Linked DNA regions of Homo sapiens: region 2 is linked to region 1. Evidence: read pairs that join two places in POLR2A ChIA-PET (ENCODE). Cell type or tissue: PC-9. All regions are shown on one strand. Region 1 overlaps ICE1 (interactor of little elongation complex ELL subunit 1). Region 2 overlaps ADAMTS16 (ADAM metallopeptidase with thrombospondin type 1 motif 16).

Evidence for each region. ChIA-PET counts read pairs that join two places held together with the same protein. Peaks named below come from ENCODE experiments on the same cell type or tissue, not always from the same donor. Only the 100,000 strongest peaks of a DNase experiment are listed, where the experiment ranks them.
Region 2: POLR2A ChIA-PET joins it to region 1 with 7 read pairs; 4 of 35 experiments call an interaction of 5 or more read pairs at or near these places.

What each region holds. Positions count from the first base shown.
Region 1 is chr5:5,428,761-5,432,760 of GRCh38, reverse strand. All of the region lies in intron 1 of ICE1 (interactor of little elongation complex ELL subunit 1), which reads right to left. Among named protein-coding and RNA genes, the nearest start is that of ICE1, 8.1 kb to the right of the region's middle. In PC-9, no CTCF peak of the experiment used is centred here; no DNase peak of the experiment used is centred here.
Region 2 is chr5:5,163,227-5,167,226 of GRCh38, reverse strand. All of the region lies in intron 3 of ADAMTS16 (ADAM metallopeptidase with thrombospondin type 1 motif 16), which reads right to left. All of the region lies in intron 1 of ADAMTS16-AS1 (ADAMTS16 antisense RNA 1), which reads left to right. Among named protein-coding and RNA genes, the nearest start is that of ADAMTS16-AS1, 11 kb to the left of the region's middle. In PC-9, no CTCF peak of the experiment used is centred here; a DNase peak (open chromatin) is centred at 1,566.

The sequences.
Region 1 (4,000 bases):
TCAGAGCTCTTAAAATTGAAAAAACTTAAAAATTAAAAATGAACACTCTAGAATAACTAAAATTAAAAGACAGACAATAGCAAGTGTTGATGATGATGTGGAGAAACTGAATACATTCCTCATACATTGCTGGTGGGAATATAAAATGGGGCAGCTGCTGAGCAAACTAGTTTTGCAGTTCCTCAAAATGTTAAATAGTTACCCAACGATCCAACAGTCCCATTCCTAGGTATGAACTGAAAATAGAGTCCACGGCAAACTTACACACTGATATTTATAGCAGCACTATTTCAAACTAGCCAAAAAGTGAACATAAATTAAATGTCCATCAAAGGATGAACTGATTCACAAAATGTCACATATCCATACAACAGGAATTATTTGACAATGAAAATGAACGAATGATACATGCTACAACATGGACCAACCTTGAAACATTATGCTAAGTGAAAAAAGCCAGTTACAAAAGTCCACGTGTATTCTAGAGTCCATTCATATGAATTTTCCTTAACAGAGCCAAAAGTAATCCAGTGGCTGCCAGAGACTGGAGGAAGAGTACAGAGACAGGAAATGACTAGTAACTAGTATAGGGTTTCTTTGGGGAAGGTGGAGGATGAAAATGTTTTAGGACTATGTAGTGGTGATGTCTGCACAACTCTGTGAATTGAACTGAATTGTATACAATAAAAGGCAGAATTTTATATGTAAATTATATTTCAATAATGCTGTTATAGCTAACAAAGACTCAAAATATTTGACCATAAAGTTAAAAAAAAAGGATGCAGAAAATAAAAACCCAGACACGAGAAAGAAGGAAAATAAATAAAAACAAATAGGGTATCAACACAAGAGGCCCCACATACCCAACAATAAGAGTTCCACATAAAGAATAAGGCGAAGATGGAGACCTAATTAAAAAAAAAATACTGGTATTCAAGAAAAGTTCCCAGAAGCAAATCTAGAAATTTCTAATTGAAAGGGCCTGGAATATGGACTTCAATAGGATTCAAACCATGAAACAAGAACACAAAATTTCAGACCACTGGAGACAAAGCAAAGACCCTACCAGAATCCCAAGAGCAAAATAAAAGGCATCAAGTGATACACAAAGAATCGGGGATAGAATGGCTTCAGACTTCAACACCAACACGAAAAACTAGACCTAGAAAGCAAGCCTTCGAAATGGCAAAGGGCAAGTAATTCCAAGATAAAATTCTACACAATAAATATTTTCAAATCTGCAAAGTCTCTACAAACTTACTTCCCAGACATTCTTTCTCAGGGGGTACTGAAAGATGTGAACATGGTCCTTCGGAATGGAGATGGGGGTGAAGAGAGCCCTCAGAATGCTGCTGCGTACCAGATGACAGTAGGCCCCAAAGCTCGAAGGGAGAAGAAAATGAAAGACTGAAAACATTCGAGTATTTATACCAAACTGGCAGAGACTTGCAAGGGAATGCAGTTATTTTTGGACATGCATTTAAACTATTATTTTTTCTAAAATAAAAGTGATTCTTCCTCTTTTTTCTCCCATTCTCTTTTGAGTTCTTTGGTACCCTAGCTCATCTTTCCCATGCTTCTAGATGTCATTTTGAGTTGCCAAGTACTTAGGCAGAGACCCCGAAGAAACCTCAGGCTCCAGAGTCACAGAGTCAGATTCACATTCCTATTCCACCCCCACTTTCTGCTAAGTGACCTTGGGCAAATTTATTTAACCTCTCCCCTGCCTCGAAACTATTTCATCAGTTTTACAGATGGAGAAACTGAAGCAAAAAGAGTTTAAATAACTGGCATACTATCAGGATTAAATAAGATGCACCATATAAAGTGTTCAATCCAGTCCCTGGCATAGCAGTAAGCACTCACTAATATCTTCAGGATGAAAAATTGAATTAAAGATACAATCATTATCAGGGAAAACAAGAAACCATGCAGAAAACACCACAGCTTAGCTTCAAATAACAGTCCTAATAATGTCAACTTCAAATACTGATCTAACTGAAATCATAACTATACTGAACAAATGGAGAAAGAAGAGATATGCTTAGGCATGGTGGAGTATGGGGCAGTAAGAGAGCTGAATCCTCACCTCCCAAAGTCAGCAATGAGTCTACTATTTAACAACAGGAAAATTCATTGTAAAATACACAGTGGAAGCAATTAAAAATGGTTCTGTCTTGGAAAGCAGGGATGAGTGGGGCTGGGGGCTGCTGACTTGTTGTCTTAACAACTCTTGTATATCTGTCTAGCTGCCTTTTTATATTTAACTGTGATTAAACAAAAAACAAGATCACAAAACAGTATAATGAGAAAACAAAAGATTTCTCAGTTATCCGATAGCATTCTAGTCTCTGACTAACATTATTTCCCAAGGCCCTGCTGCATATCAGCTCAAATCTGGTCAGATACTGTATTATCTGTGGTCAGATATTGTAATACTCTGATAAAACATTTTTTTTTCCTCCAATCAGATTCAGATGTCATTTATGTTGGCTGAAACCAAGGCCTCTAAATAATGAACCTCGCAATTGTGAAAGTGAGCAGGGTGTGCCTGGGTGAAGGGCGATCAGGCTCCTCTGACCCACATTCATTCCTGCACAGGTCCAGCTGCTATGGAAGAAGTGAGGTTCAAGGTGTTCTTCCTCTCCAGGAGATACTAAGGGTTGTTTCCTCGATTATCGCTTTCTCTTAGCAGCCCTGCTCTCCTCTTCTAGAGCTTCTATTATATAGTCTATTGGAAAGTTCAGGCTTATTTTCAATTCTCTCCTCTTTTCTCTCATAACTACCATCTTTTCTTTGCCTTCTGGGTGATTTCTTAAGCTATACTAATTCACTAACACAATTCCCAGAGCAGCCCACTCTCTTACTCAAGACTTTTTGTTTCCCATTTACTTCTCCCCTCTACCAGACAATTTTAACTTTATCCATACAATACCCTCCTGAATTGTCACTGTGAATGCTGATGCCCATGCTTCCTTCCTTTCTTGGGGAAGTAGAATCACACCTGGCTGAGCACACAGGGCAAGGAGCAAGCTAGCAGGCATACCAGCTGAGAGGACATGACAGAAGACATGGCCAGTGTAGCCAGGAAAATGGTTATGCTAAGGTAGTAAGTATATAGATAATATAGCAAACAAATAAATACAGATGATAATGGGATATGTAGTCTGCTCAAACAAATCAGTAAATATGTAAGAGAAGACAGTTTCTTAACTTCAGCACTACTGACATCTTGGGCTAGAAGGAAGACGGGATGTTCGGCAGAATCCCTGGCCTCTACCAGCTGGCTGTAGCACTCCCCAAGCTCCAAGGTGTGTGTGCAGCAAACAATTAACCCAGCAGGCCTGAGAACACGATCCTTAGCAAGACCTGCTTGCAAGGTGGGCCATTGGCTGTCACCTGAGGACTCGGATTTCTGGAGAGTTCCTTCCCATCATTCCCCAAACTGATGAAAATGGCTCATCATGTATGGTTTATGCTCAACACCTGCTTTCCTTGTGGGGGTCTGGAATCTTGGTGCTTGCTAGGCAGAGGGTGCCTACAAGACCAGCCCCCAGTAAAAAAAACTCAGGCACTAGGTCCCTAATGAGATTCCCCGGCAGATAACACTTCACAAGTACTGTTACAACACGATACTGGAGCAATTAGGCATGTGCTGTGTGACTCTACTGGGAAACACTCTCAGAAGCTTGTGCCTGATTTCCCCAGACTTTGCCCCATATGCCTTTTCCCTTTACTGACTTCACTCTGTATGCTTTCCCTGTAAGAAACCACAGCCATGAGTATAACTATATGCTAAGTCCTATGAGTACTGAACATGAGCATGGTCTTAGGGACTCCAACACTGACAATCAAAAATGTCTTCAGAAGTAGTAAAACGTTCGCTGAGGAATGCAAGGCTCTGCTGTTTAAACTTTCACAAACATGAAAGACAAAGACTAAATGAAGGAGGCTGAAGAGACATTACAATAAAATATAACACATATTCCTGACATGACTT
Region 2 (4,000 bases), 270 kb after region 1:
ACACAACAATGGATAAACTATGCAAATATCCTCATCCTCATGAAGCTTAGGTTCCAATGTGGGTGGGGGAACTGATAATCAACAGTAGTCATCATAAAATGTGAAGCATAAGAAGTTAACAGGTAATGAGCAGTACAAAAAAAGAAGAAGAGAAATAAACAATTCTGGATGAAAACAGATGTCAGAGTGCAGGAAAAAGGGTTTGACTTTTACATAGGGTCATCAGGTAGGGTCATCATTAAATAGGGTTATTATTTCAGTGACGGCTTTGATGAAGCGAGCAGCTGGCTGTGAGCATACAGGAGGGAAGGCCGTGGGCCCAGCGGAGGGAAGAGATGCTGTAAGGACCTGCAGTTCCACGTGGCAGCCACTGACATGTGTGTTCTTTGCAAAATATTCACATATGATACTTTCACCAATTAATAATAATAGTTCAGCAGGGCCTTATTTTCCAACTGGAAACACTGTCTTGGAAATTATCTTTTAGCTCATCCTATGGAAGGGACAGCTCAAAGTTTTGGGATTTTCTGTGCTATCTGAGACATTGCCATCTTCTTCCTCAGAGAGCTACACTTGTCATCTGGCTACTATCACTCTGGAATCCCTTATAATTTTTTTCTCTACTGATTTATAAACCAGATCACCCTCTACTGACAACTTTGCAGCGTTGTCTCTGGGAATACAGCCCAGGACTCCCGCAGGAAGCCTTCCCAGGAGCCTGCACCCCCTGGCCAGTGTTGGTTTCCCCCAGGCTCTCTGGGAGCTCAAGACCCTCCAGCCATGCCATGTTGCTCTTAAAGGTGCAGCTCATATTAGACCCAGGTCTGTAGCACACACAGTGGTCATCGGATAGCCAGTGGTGGCTTCTGAGGTCAGAGAGCTGGTGCAAGTTCTGACTCTGCCTGTCTTCAGGGCATGAGCTCCGTGTGTGTGCATGTGTGTGTGTGTGTATGTATGTGTGTTTGTGTGTGTGTGTGTGTGTGATGGTGAGTGGGGCAGGGGGAGAGAGTAACTGTATGTCCAGATACCCAGTTTCCATGTTCCCAATTAGAGGATAAATCCATAACTATTTCACAGGATGACTGTAGATTAAATAAACTTCAAAGATGGCAAAAAAAGAGATATTTTAGAGTTATCAATCAAGTTTACAGGACATATTTTTAAAGAATAAAGGCAGTGCATGGGGACCTGTGGAAGACAGGAGATAAAGTGGGTGCAGGACTCTGTGCTGTTGAAAATGACCGAAAGGCTAAGGACAGTGCGAGGGAGTCGCAGATGATTCAGGATAGCTATTGCCTGAGTAAGGGCAGAGGAGGCGGCCACACTGGCAGGCGGGGTGAGAGAAAGCCAGGCACGCACATGTGTTTCTCATCAGAGCCCATGGGTCATGAGGGGTTGTCACCTGGACCTATAAGCCATTGCTGAACTCACCCATGTTTTTGCACTCACACTCACTCCATCCCAGTGTGCGGCCCCATGGCTCCATTCCCTCTGGCCACAGCAGGCTGCCAGCCTGAGGCAAATTCTATGCTGAGCTCATCAAGTTGGCACTTAGCTCATGAATCAGCTGTTTTCTCTATTTAATTCTGACACTAGTGGTACTTCTCCTACCGGTTTTGCTGTTGATATCCAGTCTCTCACAACGATGCTCTTTAGGGTTCAGCTTCCAGGAAAGTTACACAATATTAATAGTTCTTCTCTTAGTCATACCAACATGGATAGCATTCACTTATTAACCACCTACTACACCTCTGCCTCTGTCCCAGGTATTTTATACCATATTATTATATTATCCATAATCCTTGGAACAGATTTGCAAGGTAGGGATTAGCAGCTGCATTTGTGTAGATAACACATTGAAGCTCGGTCAATCCAAATGTCCATTAACTGGTGAATGGATAAACACAGTGGGATACGATGGGGCGCCGCTGAGCAATGGAAAGGAGGGAAGTACTGATAGACACAACATGGATGAATCCAAACACATTATACTTGGCAAAAGAAGCCGGAGCAGAGGACCCAGTGTTGTGTGATTCCATTTCTATGAAATGGCCAAAAAAGGCACTGGAGGTGGGAAGCAGAGGAGTGGTTGCTGGGGCTGGGGTGGGGCTGGAGTGACTGCTAAGGGGTATGTGAGTGCTTTCTGGGTGCTGGAAATAATCTAAGACTGAACTGTGAAGAAGGTTGCACAACTCCACATTTACTAAAAAATTACTGAACTGTGCACTTCAAGTGGTGAGGGGTAGTTATGTAAATCATACCTCAATAAAGCATTTAGAAAACAGAACAAAGCTAGGCCAAGGAGGGTGGGTCATGAGGTCAGGAGATCGAGACCATCCTGACTAACATGGCAAAACCCCGTCTCTACTAAAAATACAAAAAATTAGCCGGGCGTGGTGGCGGGCGCCTGTAGTCCCAGCTACTCGGGAGGCTGAGGCAGGAGAATGGTGTGAACCTGGGAGGTGGAGCTTGCAGTGAGCTGAGATCGTGCCACTGCACTCCAGCCTGGGTGACAGAGTGAGACTCTGTCTCAAGAAAAAAGAAAAAAAGGAAAAAGAAAACAGAACAAAGCTGAAGCCCTGGAGGGTGACCAGGACACGGTGAGCCCAGGGCTGGCGGGCTCCTACTCCAGACACTTCCTCCACACCGTGGTGCTTCCTTGGTGCCCAGGGCATTGTGCTGTTGTCATTCAGAGAGAGTGCCCTTGGAAGAGAATCAGTCTAACAGTGCAGCACAAAGACTCAGAAGGCTGACTGAAGGGCTAGATTCCTTACAAAAGAACACAGAGGCAACTAAGAAAGCTGAGAGACTGCAGCCAGTGCCAGGAAGGCGTCATGTGCCAAACTCGCTCCCCTTGACTTATGCAGAACACAGCAAGATTGTGGACAAGAGTCTTTGTTTCCCTTTCAGCAACGTCACTCTAAAGGCAGCTATGATTTGAGACCAGTTGTTTCCTGCCTCCTCCACACTGCCACTGCACAGGGCAGCCCGAAATGGAAGGTCAGAGATATTTTCACTTGTGGGTTCCCAGCTGCGGGCATACAACAGGAACTGAATGTATCTGCGCTGAAAACGGGACTGATAGGTTGAAGGTTACCTATGGAGTTTGCCGCCTTCTGCATATCTACCCATGATACTCAGAACTCTTGTCTGTGGGAATCATCTCAGAAGATCTTCCTTCCCCAAATATTCTGCCTCAGCCGGTGTGGGTGGGGTGTGATAAAGGACATGTTTAGTAAGATTCACAAACTCAACACTGGGATACACCACATGGATCACAAAGGGCTAGTTCCTGTTCACCCTGTGCTCTGTTTGTTGTGTTTGTTTTTCTCCTCAGCCCTGCAGTCAGGGAGCAGGACATGGCCTCTGCAGGAAAGCATGGTGTTGTGGGGTGTCCACCACATATCCAAAGGACTGCTAGGACACCATCTGACTTTAAGTGGAGTTTGTTATTACTGACATTTCCTTACTCTCAAGCAAGTTGACCTTAGACACCAAAATTTTCTGATGGCAAATAGATAAATATCGAAAGCAATACTGAGTACAACAACCATCCATTAAGTTCACTGACACAGACTAAAGACATGGCCTCATCATGGCTTTTGCACTGTAGGGCCTGAGGATGATAATTTGTACCAATACTCATATTCTACATGACTTCCCTTACACATGTAACACCCCAGGCCATTACCTTAAACATCTGTTGCTGTGGCTACCAAATTTGACCATTCATAAATTCCAGCCCCAGTTGTATATATGACTGCATATACTCTCATACATGTCAGAATCCTGTGGGGATTAGAAAAGTTATGAATGATCTTTCAGGATGCTAGCTCAAATTGTATAATCTTCAGATGATGCGGTAACCACAATTCAGATGAGACTTGGGTGGGGACACAGCCAAACCAAAGCAGGCAGTGAAGTTATTTATGCTCAGGTTACCCAATAAAATAATTTAGCAAAACAAAAGGTTTCTAAAAAGAATTTTCTAAAATCACTG